Linked DNA regions of Homo sapiens: regions 1, 2 and 4 are each linked to region 3. Evidence: chromatin contacts called from ENCODE Hi-C or POLR2A ChIA-PET data. All regions are on one chromosome and are shown on one strand. Each heading gives the region's core, a stretch centred on a gene start or an enhancer-like site at or near the end of the contact. The rest is flanking DNA. Distances are from core to core; before and after follow the strand shown.

Evidence for each region. Hi-C counts contacts between places; a loop is a spot of excess contacts on that map. ChIA-PET counts read pairs that join two places held with the same protein, here RNA polymerase II (POLR2A). Pooled maps may share reads with other maps.
Region 1: a loop to region 3 is called in a pooled map, with 4 times the contacts of the local background. The contact joins the enhancer-like site here to the promoter of VPS26B in region 3. A Hi-C loop is called at or near these places in 1 of 37 single-sample maps with no recorded cell type and 1 of 50 pooled maps. POLR2A ChIA-PET finds 5 or more read pairs at or near these places in 1 of 52 experiments (activated naive CD4-positive, alpha-beta T cell).
Region 2: a map with no recorded cell type shows a loop between it and region 3 (6-fold over the local background). The contact joins the enhancer-like site here to the promoter of VPS26B in region 3. A Hi-C loop is called at or near these places in 2 of 37 single-sample maps with no recorded cell type and 3 of 50 pooled maps.
Region 4: a pooled map shows a loop between it and region 3 (7-fold over the local background). The contact joins the promoter of TIRAP-AS1 here to the promoter of VPS26B in region 3. A Hi-C loop is called at or near these places in 2 of 50 pooled maps.

The regions. Positions count from the first base shown.
Region 1 is chr11:128,294,308-128,298,985 of GRCh38, forward strand. LOC124902786 (a long non-coding RNA gene) reads left to right here. Exons shown (of 2, transcript XR_007062945.1): 2 at 1-1,842. Among named protein-coding and RNA genes, the nearest start is that of LINC02098, 88 kb to the left of the region's middle. Within about 2 kb of position 2,889, at least 4 of the 41 ENCODE cell types and tissues checked have a DNase peak (open chromatin) inside an H3K27ac peak, as active enhancers do.
Region 2 is chr11:128,717,535-128,722,209 of GRCh38, forward strand. All of the region lies in intron 1 of FLI1 (Fli-1 proto-oncogene, ETS transcription factor), which reads left to right. Among named protein-coding and RNA genes, the nearest start is that of SENCR, 24 kb to the left of the region's middle. RefSeq lists enhancers at 406-925, 1,444-1,653. Within about 2 kb of position 3,082, at least 11 of the 41 ENCODE cell types and tissues checked have a DNase peak (open chromatin) inside an H3K27ac peak, as active enhancers do.
Region 3 is chr11:134,221,858-134,225,992 of GRCh38, forward strand. VPS26B (VPS26 retromer complex component B) reads left to right here and starts at 2,814. Exons shown (of 6, transcript NM_052875.5): 1 at 2,814-3,488. The coding sequence starts at 3,266. It overlaps NCAPD3 (non-SMC condensin II complex subunit D3), which reads right to left and starts at 2,110. Exons shown (of 35, transcript NM_015261.3): 1 at 2,006-2,110. The coding sequence starts at 2,069. RefSeq lists enhancers at 2,551-2,600, 3,391-3,450, 3,551-3,700 and a silencer at 2,721-3,190.
Region 4 is chr11:126,301,698-126,306,057 of GRCh38, forward strand. It overlaps TIRAP-AS1 (TIRAP antisense RNA 1), which reads right to left and starts at 2,625. Exons shown (of 2, transcript NR_187388.1): 1 at 2,491-2,625. It overlaps DCPS (decapping enzyme, scavenger), which reads left to right and starts at 2,363. Exons shown (of 6, transcript NM_014026.6): 1 at 2,363-2,584. The coding sequence starts at 2,384. RefSeq lists a silencer at 2,321-2,450 and an enhancer at 4,109-4,360.

The sequences.
Region 1 (4,678 bases), core at 1,639-4,138, 5.9 Mb before region 3:
CGGGGGTCATAACCAGGAGAGGCCATGACCCTGTCAATAAACAGAACCCCAATCCTTAATGTAACCGTTTTGCATTCACTGAGCCGGCTCCATGGGTTTGTATACCAGATTCCGCTCCTAGGCAGGATCACTTCAGAGAGGCTCCCGTGGAAGTCAAGGTAGAGGGCACGTGGAGGTAGACCAGATGCTGCTCCTGCTGGCAAGAGGAAGTCAGGCATAGGTTTGGCTTGTGCTCCTCCAGAGCCCCCAGCTTTTCAGACCAAGGTGCTTTAGGGGTTCAACCATCACTCTGAAGTCTCTCTTGCTGCTCCCTTGCTGAAGTCTCTTTTCCCTTAGAAGACCCTCAGCAATAGAGAGGCCTTTGCTGATCTGTCAGATGTTTAGCCCTGGGGATTGTAAGTAAGACCATTGAGCAAAGAGGAAGCAGGGCAGGGAATGACCTGGCACACATTACTCAGCCAGGAGACATAGTTGACTTCAGCCCACTCTCAATTTTTTTTGTTGTTGTTGCAGATTAATCTGCCCAATATAGTGTGCTTTCCTTCCCAGTGCAGAGCCAGCTGATGAATGATGGGTAGAACCAAGTAAAAAGAAAAAAAAGAAGAAGAAGAACAGAAATAGAGTCTGCTCACTCATTCAACAAATATTTCTTGAGTACACAGTTCTGCACATGGATACCAGACAAGAAAAAGAATTATAGGGCAGTTTGATTGGCGCTATGGGTTGAGAAGCAATTTCTTTTTTTCTGTCTTGCATCTAACAGCCATGTATTTCAGAAGCTCTTGATGCCAATACTTGGCCTTCATAGCTATCACTCTCCATAGATCCCCTCTGCTTGGCCTAAAGATAAAATATTCCTGGGTGTCTGTTGTAGGGACTAAAATATTCACATTTGGAAAGAGATAGTAGTGTTAGACTTTGCCCGTCAAACACAGCCTCAAAGTTAATTACCATTGCCTGGCTTGTTTCTAAAACCACCAAGTGTCTATTTGAGTGTCTGGGGGAAGAATAAGAGAGTTGGGCTAAATGAGGTACTATTATTTCTGCTGAATTAATTAGACTCAATTACAGAGTTAGATGGGGTCTTGTAGCTCTAGGGATCAGCCCTTGTTTCCTAAATATGGGAACCAAAGCCTGGAAGGAGAAAGATGTTTGTCCCTAATCACAAACACAGTTCCTGGTCCTGGAAAAATGTGACCTAGGTGGAGAAAGAAACAATAAAAAACAGAAAAGAAGGAGGCAAAAGAGGAGCCAGTGACCAAAGGCAAGCTTCACTTATTTATCCTGGGTCTGCCCAGGAATCTAGCATCAGACAGTAAGAGCCAACATGGAGACAAGTCAGGCCAGTGACCTCAGAGGCACGCGGCCACTAGAAAGAAGCCCCCGATGGCATGAAGCTTTGTTCTCTGACATAACCTATGCATCTAGCACTGTGCCTGCCTACAGGAGGTGCTCAGTTACTAGGAAATTAACAAAACTGCCTTGCAGATCTTTCCTGGCTGAAGATGAGGAGTGAGGGAAGAGAAAGAAGACAACTAAATTAGGCCCTCAGCTCCTATTTCCAGAACAGTTCTGAGAGTGTCTGTTTCAGAGTTTGAGTTTCCACAACTGCCTTTGTTAACAGGAGGGATCTATAAAAAACCAATGGTCTGGACCAGGGGCTCCCACTCTGAAAGTCTGTGACTACCAGGGGCAGTGGAGTTCTTTCACGATTCGCCTAATGTTGTTGTCTTAGAAATAATACCACTTATACAAAATACAAAACCAGCAGGACTATTTCCCAAATAAATGTAAATGAGACTGGAATTAATAAAGGTAAATTCATTTTTTAAAATTACAAAATACATAAAATCCTTTTGCTATTAAGTGTCAATGAGCCATCATGAGTATAAAAACTATAGTATGTTTTATGACTGTATTGATATTTGGAAGGGATTTCCCTGTTCATAATGTTTGGAAACCACTGCTCTGGACCTGTCCCCTAATTTCATAGATAACATCTTATAAACTTCTTCCAGAGGGGAAGAAGGATGTGGCCAAAGCCACTCAGCCTTCTGGTAGCAGAGCTGGGTATCAAATTCAGGTCATCTCTGTCTTTTTCTTTACATCACATTTCCTGAGGTGGCATTTTCTAATACCTTGATCCAAAAGGACCACTCAGTTCAACTCAATTTATTTCCCAACTGGTGATGTTGGTAGCCTAAATGGTGTGCCAGGCACTGCATCCTCTAAGTGTATTATTGTCACCACCCTTACATCACCTCAGTGAGGCAAGTCCTATTATCATTCCCATTTTAAATGTTAAAAAAAAAAATGGGGACTCAAAGAGTTAGACAGTTTTTACCAGGCCACATGATCAGCAAAGTGCAAAGCAAAGCTCAAATTCTCTGACTCCAAAGCCCAGGCTCTCATGCACTTTACTGCACACGACTTAAGGAACACATTTATAACAAACACTGGTGTCCATTGAAATAAAATTTAAGGGCATTAAAGGCAGCCCTCGGCAGTGTCAGCGATGACCCCACAATGACTGCTGTGGGCAAGGAGTGGCAGGAGGCAAGAGGTCCCAAGAAATGCCCCTAGAGAGGCCGTTTCTCAAGTGGAGAATGTGGACCCCAAGACCAGAACCACCTGAGTGTTTCCTGAGAATATCATATCTTAGATTTCATCCAGAGCAGTTCAAACAAGATCTCATGAGTGGATCTGGAGTATCTGCAGTTACTACAAAAACCCCAGCTGCCTTTGAGCTCACCGTAGTTTGAGAATGAGAGGGCTGAGAGACCCCAGGCAGGGTGTCAGTGTGAGGAGATGAAGGAGCAAGAAAGTAAAAGTCAACAGCAGGCCCAGCTCCAGCTGCAGAGGAGCCTAGTTGAGCCTCAGACACACGCTTGATGCTTCACATAGGGCCATTCCCCACAGCCTGGCTTTCTGCAGAGGGAGGAGGGGTGCCTTTCATGGTTCTGGGTGTGCAGAAGGTTTGCGTGTGTTTGTTTAGAACAAAGCCTATACTTAACTGGCACAAGTGAAACAGATTTTATAAATAGATGTGAGCATGAATGGTTTTTATGATTAGCTTGTTTTTAATCACCATGCTTGACCGGTGTCTGTGTTCAACTAAGTAAATATTTCTATGGTGATAGTATACACAATACAATGGCCATTATTTAATGTTAATACAAGTACCATATGGGAGGTCTTATCATGCGAGAGCCCCAAAGCATAATAAAAGCAGATAGGAATAGATAGGCAAGGGTGGGCCTTGCTGTACAGCTGGCTTGATAAAACATCTGCTCTTACAAATGTTGGCCATGCAAGTATTTATGCAAGATGGTTCTCCTGGGGGATTTTGGGGACAAGATCAGAAAGCCATGGATTCTGCGTTTTCTCTGTTACTCATTTGGTGACCTTGGATAAGTCTCTATACTAATTGTTTAAACATTTGTGCTTTAATTTCTCAATTCTTAGGTCTTTGCCTGCCCTCCAGAGACTAATGAAGATTAATTAACACCTGGCAGAATCCTTGAGTTATATTTTTAGAACAAAGAAACAGGGAAGGGTGGTGCTGAAATAATGCCTCATTATTTTAACATATAAAAGGGAGACAATCCAGTACATTTTTCACTTACAACTGGAAATTTGAGAAAACTTGAAGCTTCCTGAGATTAGTAAAGCAGCCTTGTCATGAACAAAGCCTCTTAGGAAATGTACTAGGTTGCAAACCTCGCCAGATGACTTTTCACTCAGTAGGAACAACTAAGATGATAAAGGGCATGAAACTAGAATGATTGTCTCCTGAAAAAGGGCAAATGGGAAGGTTAGAGCTTTTAGTGTCGTGGAAAGGGACATTTGCCTGTTCACAAAGGCGTTACTCCTCTGATTTGCCTTTCATTTTTTAACTTGATGATACTACAATGTTTAGTGCAATCCAGTGCTCCTAGCCTGTTTATGTATTATCTGGCATCATCTTCAGCACTAGCTATGAATAGATAAGAGTGTTCCATTCTACGCCTTAGTCTTTTGCATCTATATGTTCTAATGAAAAGTATCAACAAGAACTTTTCATATTTGTTTTACACTTCCTGTCTGTAATATGCATTTGCATTCATGATGTCATTATAGGAGATGGGTACTATGACCACCCACAATTTAAAACTGAAATGACCTCCAAGAGGCGATTTATCTAAGTGCAGGGTTTAGTTGGTGTAGAACTGGAGCTCAGACCCAAGACCTGTGCTCTCTGAGTGCAATGATTAAGGAGACTCTGCTTATTTGTGAATTAGAAACTGGAATTTGGCCCCAGGAAGAGGAGCTCTCCTGGGTGGTCAGGCTTACTATGGGGAACTCTCAATTAGATTTGAGGGTGTGGGCTAGTGCATGTTTTCCTTCTGGAAGTGAGGGCCTCTCGCAAGCACCCCATCATCTCCCTGACCACTCTGGCAAATTAACAGAGTGTTAATTTGTTTCATTTACTATCAGGGTGCAAGTTAGACGTAGGTGAGAAGAGACAGTGCCTGACAAATGCTTAAGGAAAGAGATGTGAATTCCCAGCTGTGTTTTCTAAGGTAATAAGATTCTTTCCAGTTGATTTACTACAGTGACCATAAATCTAGAAACAATATGTTCTTAAATATATTTGGAATGGCCACTGGGGAATGGCTGGTTAGCGTAGTACATGGCA
Region 2 (4,675 bases), core at 1,832-4,331, 5.5 Mb before region 3:
AGGCAGGAAGTGCCTTTGTTTGTGTGCATGCCAGGCGGTTTATAAACATCCCCTTTACTTCCCTTGCCAACCCAGGAGTATATATTGCAATTACCACATTCTGATGAGGAAACTGAGGCTCAGAGAAGTTAAATCATTCACTCCAGGCCATACATCTGCTAAATGTGTCATGCTACATCCACTTTGCACCTAGTTTGAACAGGTTTACAAAGCAAGTCAGTAACCCCTGCATGCCTGGGTGCCTGAAGTTGAAAAGGGGTGGCTCTAAGATGTGGTCTACTACCTCTCCTGGACTGTTGCAGTTGGGTGTGGCTGATTTGAAATTGTGCTTCAAAAGAATGAGTTCTAGTCCCTGAATAGAGGAGCTCACACCACAGTGCACTGTAGATCTTTGTGATCCAGAAGTCCTCCAGATGTTCCCAAAAGGATCTCTAAGGTGTTGCTGGGGATGTTGTGTGTATAGGGAGTGTTCCCTTGGGGGCCTCTGAGCCCTCCTGGCAGAGAAGCCTCATAGATAATGGCATCCCCAGAAAACTCTACACTTGGAATGGGACCCAAATTAAATACAGCACCAGCAAGACTAACTGAGCCACTACCTGGAATATGTCAAGATACAGCAACTAACACTTACTTTATGTTTGTCATTTGCAAACCCTATCATGTCCGTTAATCCATTCAAATGCTGAGAGGTAGGCAGGGCAGCTATTATGATTCAAAAAAGAGGCCACATCTTTGTGGATTTGGGTTCTAATCCCAGCTCCTGCCGTCACTAGATGTGTGTGGTCTGAGCAAATCCTTCCACTTCTCCTAACCTTAGTTTCCTCATCTGCAACATGAGAAACTTGCTTTCCAAAGTGCCTCAAGCTATGGGAGTGGGGATACGGGAATGAGTCTCCCCAACATTCAGAGGCTCCCCCAGAGCTGGCAGCCCAAGGCACACCACTAAGTGCCACTGCCTTCTCCTCCCCTCTGCTGGCCGGATACTGACCAATGGAGAAACCAGGACTGGGGCGGGAAGGAGTAGGTGGTAAGATTCTTTTTCACTTGTTTCCTGCACCTGGAGACAACAGCAAGACCATTATTTGGATGAGTTATTGTTTAGAGTTTTGTTTGTTTTGGTTTGGGTTTTTTTAGCTTTATGAAAAGAAATGCCTATTTTTCAAATTTCAATTGTTCCTTTCTACTGCCTGTCCAAGCTCACTACTTTTCAAGAGGCCAATCCCTGGGTAAATCTTAGTGAATAGCAGTCGACTGTGTTATTTATCTGTGCCCCATGCTGGAGGTGCAGACTCGGTGAGACCAGCAGAGCAGCTGAGGTTAGACTCAGTGGAAAATCCAGAAGTGCAGATGTGGATCCAAATTGGGCTGAAAAAATCTCATGAGATCAGGCTTTCTTGGACTTCCTGCTTTTAGCCTAAGCACTATGTTCAACATAAACGAACTTTCGGTATTTTGAAACTTCCGTTTCTGATCTCAGAACCTGGAAGTAAAGAGCTGTTGTGAACATTTCCACAAATTTTGTCATGGTTATTCTGGAGGCAGAGTTGAACCCTGTAATTACGGAGCTTTGGGACTCACTACACCCACAGTGGCCTGCCTGGATTGCAGTATGGGAGAGGGGAAGGCATTTTGGTGGAGAGTCCAGGCTTTGGAGACAGGCAGGACCCTGTTCAAATTCTAGCTCTGCCATTTCCGGCCATGTGACTGGACCTGTCAGAGTCTCAGTTTCCTCATCAGTTAGATTAAAAAAAAAAAAAACAGTTCGTAATGTTGTGAGGACAAAATGGTCTGCGTGTGTGTGTACTCTTTCTCCCCTTTTCCCGTGTGTGTGTGTGTGTGTGTGTGTGTGTGTGTGTGTGTGTAAAATCTGTAATATTTATTTACTTATAGCTTGAATAAGTTCCCCTGGGAGTCTCAGGCTGCCTGCCTCTGATAGATGTGACATTGTGAAGTTGCTGAAATCCACCTAATTAGCTGTCAAAGAGTGCATTATACAAAGACAGCGAGGGCTCTGCATTCAGTCTAAGCTCTAAGGACTGGCACGATCTCTGGTGGACTTGAAGGGCAACGGAGACTTACTGCAAATTTTGGGAGCTGAATTACATTCATCCCGTCTACTCATGTTTCTGGGGCCTCATTTGCTTTCCTGGGACAAGCAAGGGCAAGGCGCTGGGCAGGTCAGTGCTGTGAGAAAGCAAGGTGCTCCAGCAGCATGGAGTCACCGGCTGAAATGGACAAGAGCTATGCAGGGCAAGGAAAAAGGGAGGAGAGGGAGTCAGGGCCATGGGAGACAAGGGACATGGAAAACCCACCCAAGGCTGCTGAGAAACAGGACTAAGTTAGTAAGCCCATCCTGCAGGTGCTACTACTTCTTCTCTGTTTCTTGGCTTACTTTTTTTTAAAACTCATTACGTGCATCGTTTAAGTTCTTTAAAATAATGATTGCAGAAGTGTCACTTCATCCTTGTATAAAATTTAAAACGTATAGAAAATTTCAAAATAAGAATGTAAAAGCACGCATAGTCTCACAATACAGAAAGCAGCCGATTCATATTTTGGTGCCCTTCCTTCCGGTCTTTATAATGCAAATATATAGACATATATGTATTATTTTATCTAGCCAGAATCATATTGCTTTGTAACCTCCTTTTATTCTCTTTATATTAAATTACGGCCATGTTCCTGTATCATTAAATATTACACTATATCACTACTTCTGATGGAAGTACAGCAAACCACTAAACACGGAAGTCAAGTCCTGGGCTCTGGAATAGTATATATTATTTTAGTTATGCCCAGCTTCTGGACCTGGGATGGCATTTTGTAACAGACGCAGCCTTATCTCTTTTGTATTTTCATAAAATCTTCAGTATAGGCTCTAAAAAGGAGCCCACGTGAAATGCTGAAAAGACGATGTTTAAAAAGTCACAAAGTCCCCCTAGAGTCATAAAACCAGAAACACTGGGGGGTGGGGAGGCCAAGCCGGGCCTTCGCTCACCTCCTTGTGCCTCTTAATGCAGCCCAGATGGAAGCCCGTCCAAGACCGGATTGCAGGCAAGCCCAGGGCCCGATCTGATAGCACAAAGACACCCACAACTCTGAATTTCCTGCTACCAGGAGGCCTCTTTTTGCATAGGCTGTCTGATTTACACATACGTGGAAAGCAGCCACTAATAATAGAAGGGTTGCCTCTTTTCTTCCGTTGTCAGACTCCGCGGGCCCTGCTCAGTGACTCCCGCGTCTCCAAGCAGCTGCCTGCCTCTCTTTCTGCCCCTCACAGCAACAGGGTCAGCCGGGCTCCTTGTAAGAAAGAGGCCAGGCCCTCTGCGCCTTCTCTGTGTGTGGCGGAGGTGGGGAAGGTGCTTTCTGAGGGCTCTTTGTCTGGCGAGCAAGCCGGACCTCTGTGCAACAGAAGCCGCCTCTGGCCACCCCCGGCCCTTCCCCCTCCACCCAGTCAAGTTCTGCACAGCCAGTGTTTTCTCCTCCAGCCCCAGCTAACCTGAGCTCTCTCAACTAATCCAGAGAAGCTTCTGGAGAATCTGTCCTTGCCAACTAGGGGCTGGCAAGTTCGTGAGAGAGAATTAATTCTCTGTGAGCCCCTTAAGACTAGTAACTATGTGGAGCTCACCCCTGTAGGATGCACCACAGACAGCTGGAATGGTCAAGCCCTTCAGGGATGCCTTCTTCTGCTGCCTTGATTCACATGGTGCCATCCACTCAATCATTCATTCATTCCGCCAGCCTGTACTTGGCACCTCCTATTCTCAGCACGGTGTAGAATATAGGGATGGAAGAATGGAGGCGAAGACAGACGAGGTCCCTGCTGTCACAGAAGAAACAAAGAATAAAAAGAGAAGAAACTAGAATTGAAGAGTCTGTGGTGGGGATTGCAGGGGAGATGCCTGTCAAGTTATAAAAGGCCCTAATACATTTTTGCTTTATGTTTGAAATTGTGACCCTGTCCTTAGCCTATTCCCAACCAGCCTCAAGCATGGTTCAGTCTCACAGTCCAGCTGCTGAGCTGTAGAGAGACCATCTCTTTATACAAGATCAATTATGGGTGCAAGAGCATGCCTGGCTCAAGCACACAGACCCACAGACCCTTGTGGTCAGGGAGTTCCTACATGAACCCAAACCTTTGGGGGCTGGGATGTTTACTCTTGGCACTCTGGGATTTCCTGTTTCTAAGAAAATGGGCCTAGATGCTCAGCTACATTAACCAAACAACATGTTGACACAAATGAATCTGAAGCTTGCCCGCTCCAGGCTCTCTAGAAGGTCAGGTTTGGGAATGAAGGCATTTGGGTGACTTTCCAAACTCTGAATCCCAAGCCCAGTGACTCAGGCCAGGTATTAATTTGAGGGATCTGCTTCCCTCCTCTTCCTGCCTAAGAAGGCCCCACTAAGTGGCTAGAGTCAGAGGCTCCCTGGTCATCTTGAGTAGTGGGAATGCTTCTCCTGTCTGTCTGCAGCTGGTCTTAGAGGGAGGCAGCCCAGGTAGTATGGTAGGATGCTCCAAAAGACCCACCCCGCAGAAACCTCCATCACGTTTCTGTCTGCCTGAAATCCTTGCCATGGGTTCACTCCTTTGAACGTCCAGGAGGTTCATGTAAAAATGTAAAAGTTACCCCCTGACGTGACTTAACCATATGACATTTGACACACGACTATATGA
Region 3 (4,135 bases), core at 1,564-4,063:
TCTGTACCCTAAGTGGCTATGCACAGCATTCCTTCCAAAGACATGGAATATGCTGCCTGAAAGAAGATCTGAAAAATACAATTGTTTCTTTCCAAATTTCCAGTAATGTTTTAAAGGTCATTATAGACCACAGCAAAAGTTATCTCACTCCTTCTTTTGGTTTTGCTTATGACAGTTCCCTACTGTAAATACCATCAAATCTAATTTGGATGGCAGTAACTGGCCCTGTTATCTACCATTTGGTCACAGAAGTCTTCAGTGTTGATTGTTGAGTGAGAGTATAGGAGACACTGAGTTAGTCTTTTTCCCTCAGTATCTTTACACTATTCAAATCTCTCACTACCTATTTTCTCAGCTGTCGAATGCAGGTAACTTCTGCTCTGCTACTTCACTTAGGATGGAAGAAGAGGAAGAAATACATCACCTATTCACTCAACAAACACTTTGAGAAAATACTAGGGAAGCCACTTATACTTCTAGGGATATAAAGATGAATACTAGAGGGTTCTTGTCCACAAAGATCTCAACATTTCACACTTAGGATACCAAAAAAAGCAGCCTATGATAGAAGAGAGGCCACTGAATTTTGAGTCAGAACGAGGCAAATATCCTGACTTGATCACTTACACATAATTAGTCTCTCCTTCATCATTGGAAATACAGGATTTTTGTGAAACATAATGTGTATAAAGGCCCTAACAATGTGCTAGCCACATAAAAAACAGTCAATAGATGGTATTTATTATTTTTGCTATGGATGAGTGTTAAAATAATAGATATGTAAAATGTAAAATGCTACAGAGCTTAATAGGGAATAGTACTGGGGGAGGAGGGAGAGGAATAAGATGATTCTTCAATTGGACCTGAATGTAAGAGTTTTGCCAGGCAAATAAATGCAGAAAAGTGCCTCCCAGCAAGCACAGTGTAACAAAGCACACAAAGGGAAAGAAATTAAAGTGTTTCTAAATGAACAAAATTGTTACAGTGTTTGCTTGTGGGTATTAGTATCTGTTCAGCAGTTATTATGTGGCAAGTACAAATTTATCTTTACAAAAACCCCTGTGAGGTAGATATTGTACTCCCCATTTGACAGATCAGAAAACAGGGGTTTAGCAAGGATAAACAACCTGCACGGTAATACATGGATGCTATGGGGTAGAGCCAAGGGAACAATCCAAGTGTGTCCGACTCCAAAGGTTATGCTCTTGGAAAATCAAACTGGAGAGAATGGCAGCTCTTATAAAGCATGCCAAGGATGTGGTCATTTATTTAGGAAACAAAGGGGAAACATTAAAGGTGTACAGGCTTGACACATTCAAAGCTGTGTTTTCAAAAGTCGTTCTGCAAAAGTGTGGGGGATGGGCTGGCACAGTTAACATCAGAAAGCAGCTAAAATACTCCTGCAATTGCTCGAGGCTATGATGAAGGCAGCAGCATCAGGAATGGAGCGGGGCTGCCCTGAGACACCTCAGAGGCAGGACAGTGGTAGTGGGCATGAAAGGGGAAGCAGAAATGCCATGACTCCTGGGTTGGTGGCTTGGATGGTGCCATTAGCAGGCTTTGGGAATCCCATTTTCACTCATGTGACGTTTGATGATGTCTGCATGTGAGACATCCAGTGGAACCTATGAACATGAAGTTCAAGAAATAAGTCTGGCGGAAGAAAGAGATTTGCAATTTAAAACCATCTTAATAGGTAAGAATAGATAGGTGCACGAAGACACGCACAGGAAGAAGGGGAAGGCCGAGAAAACAGATGCACAGGCGCTAGAAGAGACTGGCCAACATTCGCTTATTCTAAGGGTGGCCTGGCCGGCTTGAGCCCCCACGGGAAACCTGGCTAGCCGCAATCCTGGCGTGGCACGGCCCTGGGGACCCCAGGCACCGCCGACAGCCGGGCGCCCCCACCCCGCCCCCACCGGCACCCCGGCCCGGGCTTAGGCATCGTCGGGGACGCATAGGACCCTCGCCCTGGCCCCCGGGCCTCCCGGCTGCATCTGCTCACCGAGTCTAAGATCCAGCGGACACCAGGGCTGCAGGCCGCTACCAAGGCCCCGCAACGCCACCATGATCCCAGGGCACCGGCTCGCCGCCGCCGTGCTCAACTTTCAAAGCTCGCTCCCGCGCGCGCGCCGAGTCGTTCCTGTGGACCAATCACAACGTACAGAATTTCCCACTGGCCAACCACCGCGCCGAGCCGTTTCCATTCGCTCAACCAATCACCGGCGTCGTCCGCCGCACGCTCAGAGAACTGGGCGGGCCGAAAAGTGGAAGCCAAACAAGGCTCCTGCGGGTGTTCCGCTAATTCGTTCGAGAAGGAGCCAGGGCCTGAGTTAAACCCTAACAGCGTTTTTCCCGCCTCGTTTTTCTTCAATGGGGGAAAATCTAAAGGGTATCTGAGATAGGGTACTTCCGGTAGTAACTGTCACCTTTGCCCTCGTCAGGCGACATTTCGCGTGCGTGTCAAAGGGCTGCCTTTCCCGTCAGCACTCGAACAGCGTAATATCCGAATGTGAAAGGCAGCCCAACGTGTATCGAGCTAAAGTAATAAGGGAAAAGTAGCCGAAAGCACTCCGAGAAGACAAGACAACTGCAGTTCTGTAGGGACTGCGCGGCACGCGTGGGCCCAGAGCCTGTCCCAGCGAGGTAGCAGCTGCCATGCCGACCGCTGGAGCGCCGGCCGCGCTCTCCCTGCGCATGCGCAGCGAGCTCTCCTCCGGGCTGCCGGGAGTCCCAGGAGCGTTAGGGGGTGCGCCTGCGCGCCGCTGCTCCAGCGCATCCGGGCTGGAGCTCGCCCGCCCCCTCCCCCGCCCGGAGCCGCCGAAGCGCCTCGGTGCGTTGCACCGCCGGAGGCTGGGCAGCTCGCAGCGCTGCTCGGCGCTGGACCCCACCCGGCAGGCGCAGGCCACCCACACCCGGCTCTGTGCGGCTGCCCCCCGCAGCATTGCACGGCCGACCCTCGCCCGCCCACTGCCACCGGCCGCGGGACTGGCTGGGACTGGCTCGGCCGAGGGCACTGCTCCTCGGTGCATTGCTGCTCGGGCGCCGCAGCCCGCAGCCGCCAGCCTCCCCCGGCCGTGCCCCTCCCCCGTGGAGCCGGCTGTCCGTCGGCGCCCACTGCCCGGCGGCAGCGGCGGAGCCAGGCAGCCCCGCGGCGGCCGAGCGCGCTCGCGCATCGGGCCCTCTGGCCTTCTTTACCTAGGGCAGCCCGCGCCCCGGTGCGAGGGAGCGGTCCTTACCGAGACCCGCCCGGCCCGGCGGTGCGATGAGCTTCTTCGGCTTCGGGCAGAGCGTGGAGGTGGAAATCCTTCTGAACGATGCAGAGAGTAGGAAGCGGGCCGAGCACAAGACGGAGGACGGGAAGAAGGAGAAATATTTCCTCTTCTACGACGGGGAGACGGTCTCCGGGAAGGTGAGCCTTGCCCTCAAGAACCCCAACAAGCGGCTGGAGCACCAGGGCATCAAGATCGAGTTCATCGGGCAGATCGGTGAGTCGACCCCCGGGACCCCCTCCCCCAGCGCCGACAGCCGGCCGGGGAGCAGGGTGATTCAGGGCCCAGCTCCTCCGGCGAGGCCTGTCACAGTCGCTTGTCAACTGCAGTCTGAGGCCTGGGGTTCAGCTACAAGTCCCGCCCGTGGGCGACTCCCCCTGCGTTACTGTCCTCCCTGCCAAAAGTGACAGCGCGCTGCCAGGGAGATGGGGACGGCGAGGGCGGGAGGAAGCGCCCTGCTGTGCCTCGTGGGATGGGCACCTTGCCTATGGGTTCTCCCCATTGTCTCCGGCATGCACTCGGCTTTGCTTCTTGTCCCCAGGATTTCTGGGTGAGGTGCTCTGGCCATAGCCTGCAGGTGGGTTTGTTAGGGGGAGACCGCTCTGCCAATACTGGCTTTCCCATCGCCCGGCCATCTGCAACTGCCAGACGCAAAGTGAGGCTCGTCCACCGAGCCCCACTTCCCAGAGCCCGCACCAACCCGTTTTTCTCTTTAGATGTGGTGTGAGAGAGCTAACCAGTTCTCTCTTACCTCACCTCAGCCCTGAACTACCTATGCTTGTACATGTTTCCAGAAAGAAGACCCATAATCTTCAGTCTAAATCTGACTACCTAGGCTGCGTTTCTTAGACTTCTTTATTAGA
Region 4 (4,360 bases), core at 1,375-3,874, 7.9 Mb before region 3:
GGAGGTGGAGCTTGCAGTGAGCCGAGATCGCACCACTGCACTCCAGCCTGGGCGACAGAGGGAGACTCCGTCTCAAAAAAAAACAAAAAACAAAAAACAAAAAACAGTTCTTAATCATTATCTTGTTTACCTCATGTACCCCATTTGAATATACATTTTATGAAAGAAGAGGCCTCGTTGTCTTGCTTAGAACTAATAGCCGCTGGCACATGGAAAATGGAGACCTGGAAAGGTTAAGAGACTTTTCCAAAGTTGCACAGCTAGTCAGTGTTGGGGCCCGACTTCATGGCTCTCAATTATGGGCTCTTTTTGTTAAAACATAGCTACTTTGGCAGGGTGCGGTGGCTCACGCCTGTAATGCCAGCTCTTTGGGAGGCCCAGGCGGGCGGATCACGAGGTCAGGAGTTCGAGACCAGCCTGGCCAACATGGTGAAACCCTGACTCTACTAAAAATACAAAAAATTAGCCGGGAGTGGTAGCAGCCGCCTGTAATACCAGCTACTCAGGAAGTTGAGGCAGGAGAATCGCTTGAACCTGGAGGCAGAGGTTGCAGTGAGCCGAGATCGCGCCATTGCACTCCAGCCTGGGGGACAGATCCTAAGTCTCTCCTAATAATGCTTTCTGCATCACACACACACACACACACACACACAAAGTAGTCCTTTTTTTTTTTTTTTTTTTTTGAGATGGAGTCTCGCTCTGTCACCCAGGCTGGAGTGCAGTGGCGCGATCTCAGCTAACTGCAAGCTCCGCCTCCCGGGTTCACGCCATTCTCCTGCCTCAGCCTCCCAAGTAGCTGGGACTACAGGCGCCCGCCACCACGCCTGGCTAATTTTTTTGTATCTTTAGTAGAGACGGAGTTTCACCACGTTAGCCAGGATGGTCTCGATCTCCTGACCTCGTGATCCGCCCACCTCGGCCTCCCAAAGTGCTGGGATTACAGGCATGAGCCACCGCGCCTGGCCTAAAGTAGTCTTTTATCCAACTCCTAATCTATATTTCTGGTAGAAGTAATCCAAAAATCAAACTAACACATGGTACACTTTGTTATTGACCAAAAACTGACTGTAAATTGCATCTTGTTGCTAACGTTGAGAATGGCAAAAACTGTCCCACACCCATGAGATCTGTCTGAAAACCTAAACTCAAATCACTGGCAAAATAAATGTGTGGCTGACTGAAGCGATGTAAGTACCAACTCTTTTTTTTTTTCTTTGAGACGTAGTCTCGCTCTGTCGCCAGGGTGGAGTGCAGTGGTGCGATCTCGGCTCACTACAATACTCCGCCCGCGTTCAAGCGATTTTCCTGCCTCAGCCTCCCGAGTAGCTGGGACTACAGGCGCGGGCCACCACGCCCGGGTAATTTTTGTATTTTTAGTAGAGACGGGGTTTCACCATGTTGGCCAGGATGGTCTCGGTATCTTAACCTCGTGATCCGTCCACCTCGACCTCTCGAAGTGCTGGAATTACAGGCGTGAGCCACCGCGCCTGTCCGTAAGTACCAACTCTTCACAAAATTTAGATCTGTTAAATAACACCAGTGAAAAACGGGCTAACCAGAAACAATGGTCACCAAAGAAACCCTCAACAGCAGAAGTTACAAGTAATAATTTTATATGGCAAAAAAAAAAAAAAAAAAAAAAAAAAAGAGAAACGAAACCCTGGGAGACGAATCATACTGCAAATCATATCCCTGGGTAGCAGGGCAGAAATACAGGTAAACAAAATAGAGAGGAGGGGGATGCCTCTAGCCCGGAAATAAGTGGGTGGTGGAGATGGTTCTTCTGGCCATATTCGTTTACCTTTTTTGTCAGCAGAAAAGTACTGAGTCTACAAAGTAAAAAACTGACCACGATGAAAATTTCTGCAAAGTAATTAAAATGGGAGAAAAATGGAAATGGCTTAAATACTCGGTATAAAAAATCGACCAAGGAATCAAATGGGCTCACGGATTTGCGTCAGAAACGTTGCTTCCCCGATAATTGGTCAACGTCGGTGTAACTATGATTAAAATGTCAGTATTCAAACAAGGGCTCCAACACTACCGTGGCCCAAGGGCGTCTTCGGCTCCCACCCCGGGGCGTGGGCCTGGGGGTCCCTCTTCACTGCGCAGCCACCTCTAGCCCGCCGCTTTCGGGACTCTCAGCCTTCTTTTCCCTTCCCTGAGGGCCGGCCGGCACCACAACGGGGCCAAAGGCAGTAACTCGGTTGAAAGGCGCGCCCTGGGACAGGTCAGCGGGCTCCGCCATGCGCGGCACGCATCCCGCAGGAGCGGGTGCCAGAGCAGGGTAGGCCGGGAGTTAGCAGCCCAGCCAGGCCGCTGGACTCGGGCTAGGGGCGGGGCCAGCGCAGGGGGCGCAGGCGCACACCGCCTCCGCGGCAGCATGGCGGACGCAGCTCCTCAACTAGGCAAGAGGAAGCGCGAATTGGACGTGGAGGAGGCCCACGCCGCCAGCACAGAGGAAAAGGAGGCAGGAGTTGGAAATGGTACCTGTGCTCCTGTCCGCTTACCGTTCTCCGGCTTCAGACTGCAGAAGGTGCTGAGGGAGTCTGCGCGGGACAAAATCATTTTCCTACACGGGAAGGTACCAGGAGGCAACCCTGAGGTGGGATGCGGGAAGCAGTGAACCAATCATCGCCTCGGAGGCAGATTTTTTTTTTTCGGATCTCGGCTGGAAAATACCAATCATTATCACTCCGGGGAGGCGGGAGTGCGCCACTAGAATGCATAGAGGGGCGGTGAAAGGCGGCAAGATTGCCTTTGAAATTAAGGCAATGAACACATCTAGCTCTAATTTTTCTAATGTCTCCACTAGAAATATCTACTGGGAGAGTGCATTGCAGATTAAAGATCACATGTTACATTCCCCAAGCCATTCATCATCCATTTATGTATACAGGGACTAGGAACCCAGTCAATGTTAGATGTCTCGCTCATCCCTGTCCGTGGAAACGACATGAGACTGTAGGAGATGTGATCTCTGCCTTACGCGACTTCAGCCGTAACAGGAGAACAATATATTATAATTGTTAATTCAGTTCTACGCACGCACTTTCATGCATGCCAGACACTAAACTAGGTACTGGGGATGTGGAGACGAAAGTTACCATCCCTGATCTTCAGGACTACGGAATATTTCTGGCGAGACAGATACACACAGCTTGCTCCAATACCAACGTGCTCAGCAATCTGGCAGGGGCTGAGGAGAGATGGAGACCATTCCAGGAACTAGTGAGGAGGCCTAGCCAGAGCAGATATGGGGGTTCCCCAGAAACTAGTGAGGAGGCCTAGCCAGGGCAGATAAGGGGGTTCCCTAGAACTACTAGCAGGAACTCTCACCTTTGGGAGGATCAGGGAACCTTGGCCTAGGCTTCCATGCCTCTGTGTGTATCTGGTTTTTAAATTTTTATTTATTTATTTATTTATTTTTGAGACGGAGTCTCTCCTCTCTGTCACCCAGGCTAGAGTGCAGTGATGTGATCTCGGCTCACTGCAACCTCTGCCTCCCGAGTTCAAGCTATTCTACCTGCCTCAGCCTGCCCAATAGCTGGGATTACAGGCCCCCGCCACCATGCCCAGCTAATTTTTGTATTTTTAGTAGAGATGGGGGTTTCACCATGTTGGCCAGGCTGGTCTCGAACTCCTGACCTCAGGTGATCCGCCTGCCTCTGCCTCCCAAAGTGCTGGGATTACAGGCGTGAGCCACCGCACCCGCCTTTTTTTTTTTTTTTTTTTTTTTTGAGATGGAGTTTCACTCTTCTTGTCCAGGCTGGAGTGCAATGGCACTATCTTGGCTCACTGCAACCTCCACTTTCTGGATTCAAGTGATTCTCCTGCCTCAGCCTCCCAAGTAGCTGGGATTACAGGCATCTGCCACCATGCCCAGCTAATTTTCGTATTTTTAGTAGAGACAGGGTTTCACCATGTTGGCCAGGCTGGTCTTGAACTCCTGACCTCAGGTGATCCACCCACCTCTGCCTCCCAAAGTGCTGGGATTATAGGCATGAGCGACTGCGCTGGGCCTTGTTTTTTGTTGTTTTTTGTTTGTTTGTTTGTTTGTTTTTGTTTCTTGTTTTCTGTTTTTTTGTATGCGATTCTGTCTGGTTCTCTCAGCCCAGCTGTCTTCAGTGTGCAGCACCTGTTGAAGGTGTTAGTCATGAGAGCCTTCGAGCTAGGAGTCACTTGGGAGACCTAGGTTCTGGTTTCTGTTTCAATGCTGACTGTTCATGTGACCTTGGGCAAGTCACTCAAGGTCTGTTTTTCATCTTCTGAAATGGGGAGAACTTGACAGAGGTCTTGTAAGCCTAAAATGGAAGACAACTGAGAAGCCTTGTATTCTGGGGAAGAAAGGTGTGAGAAC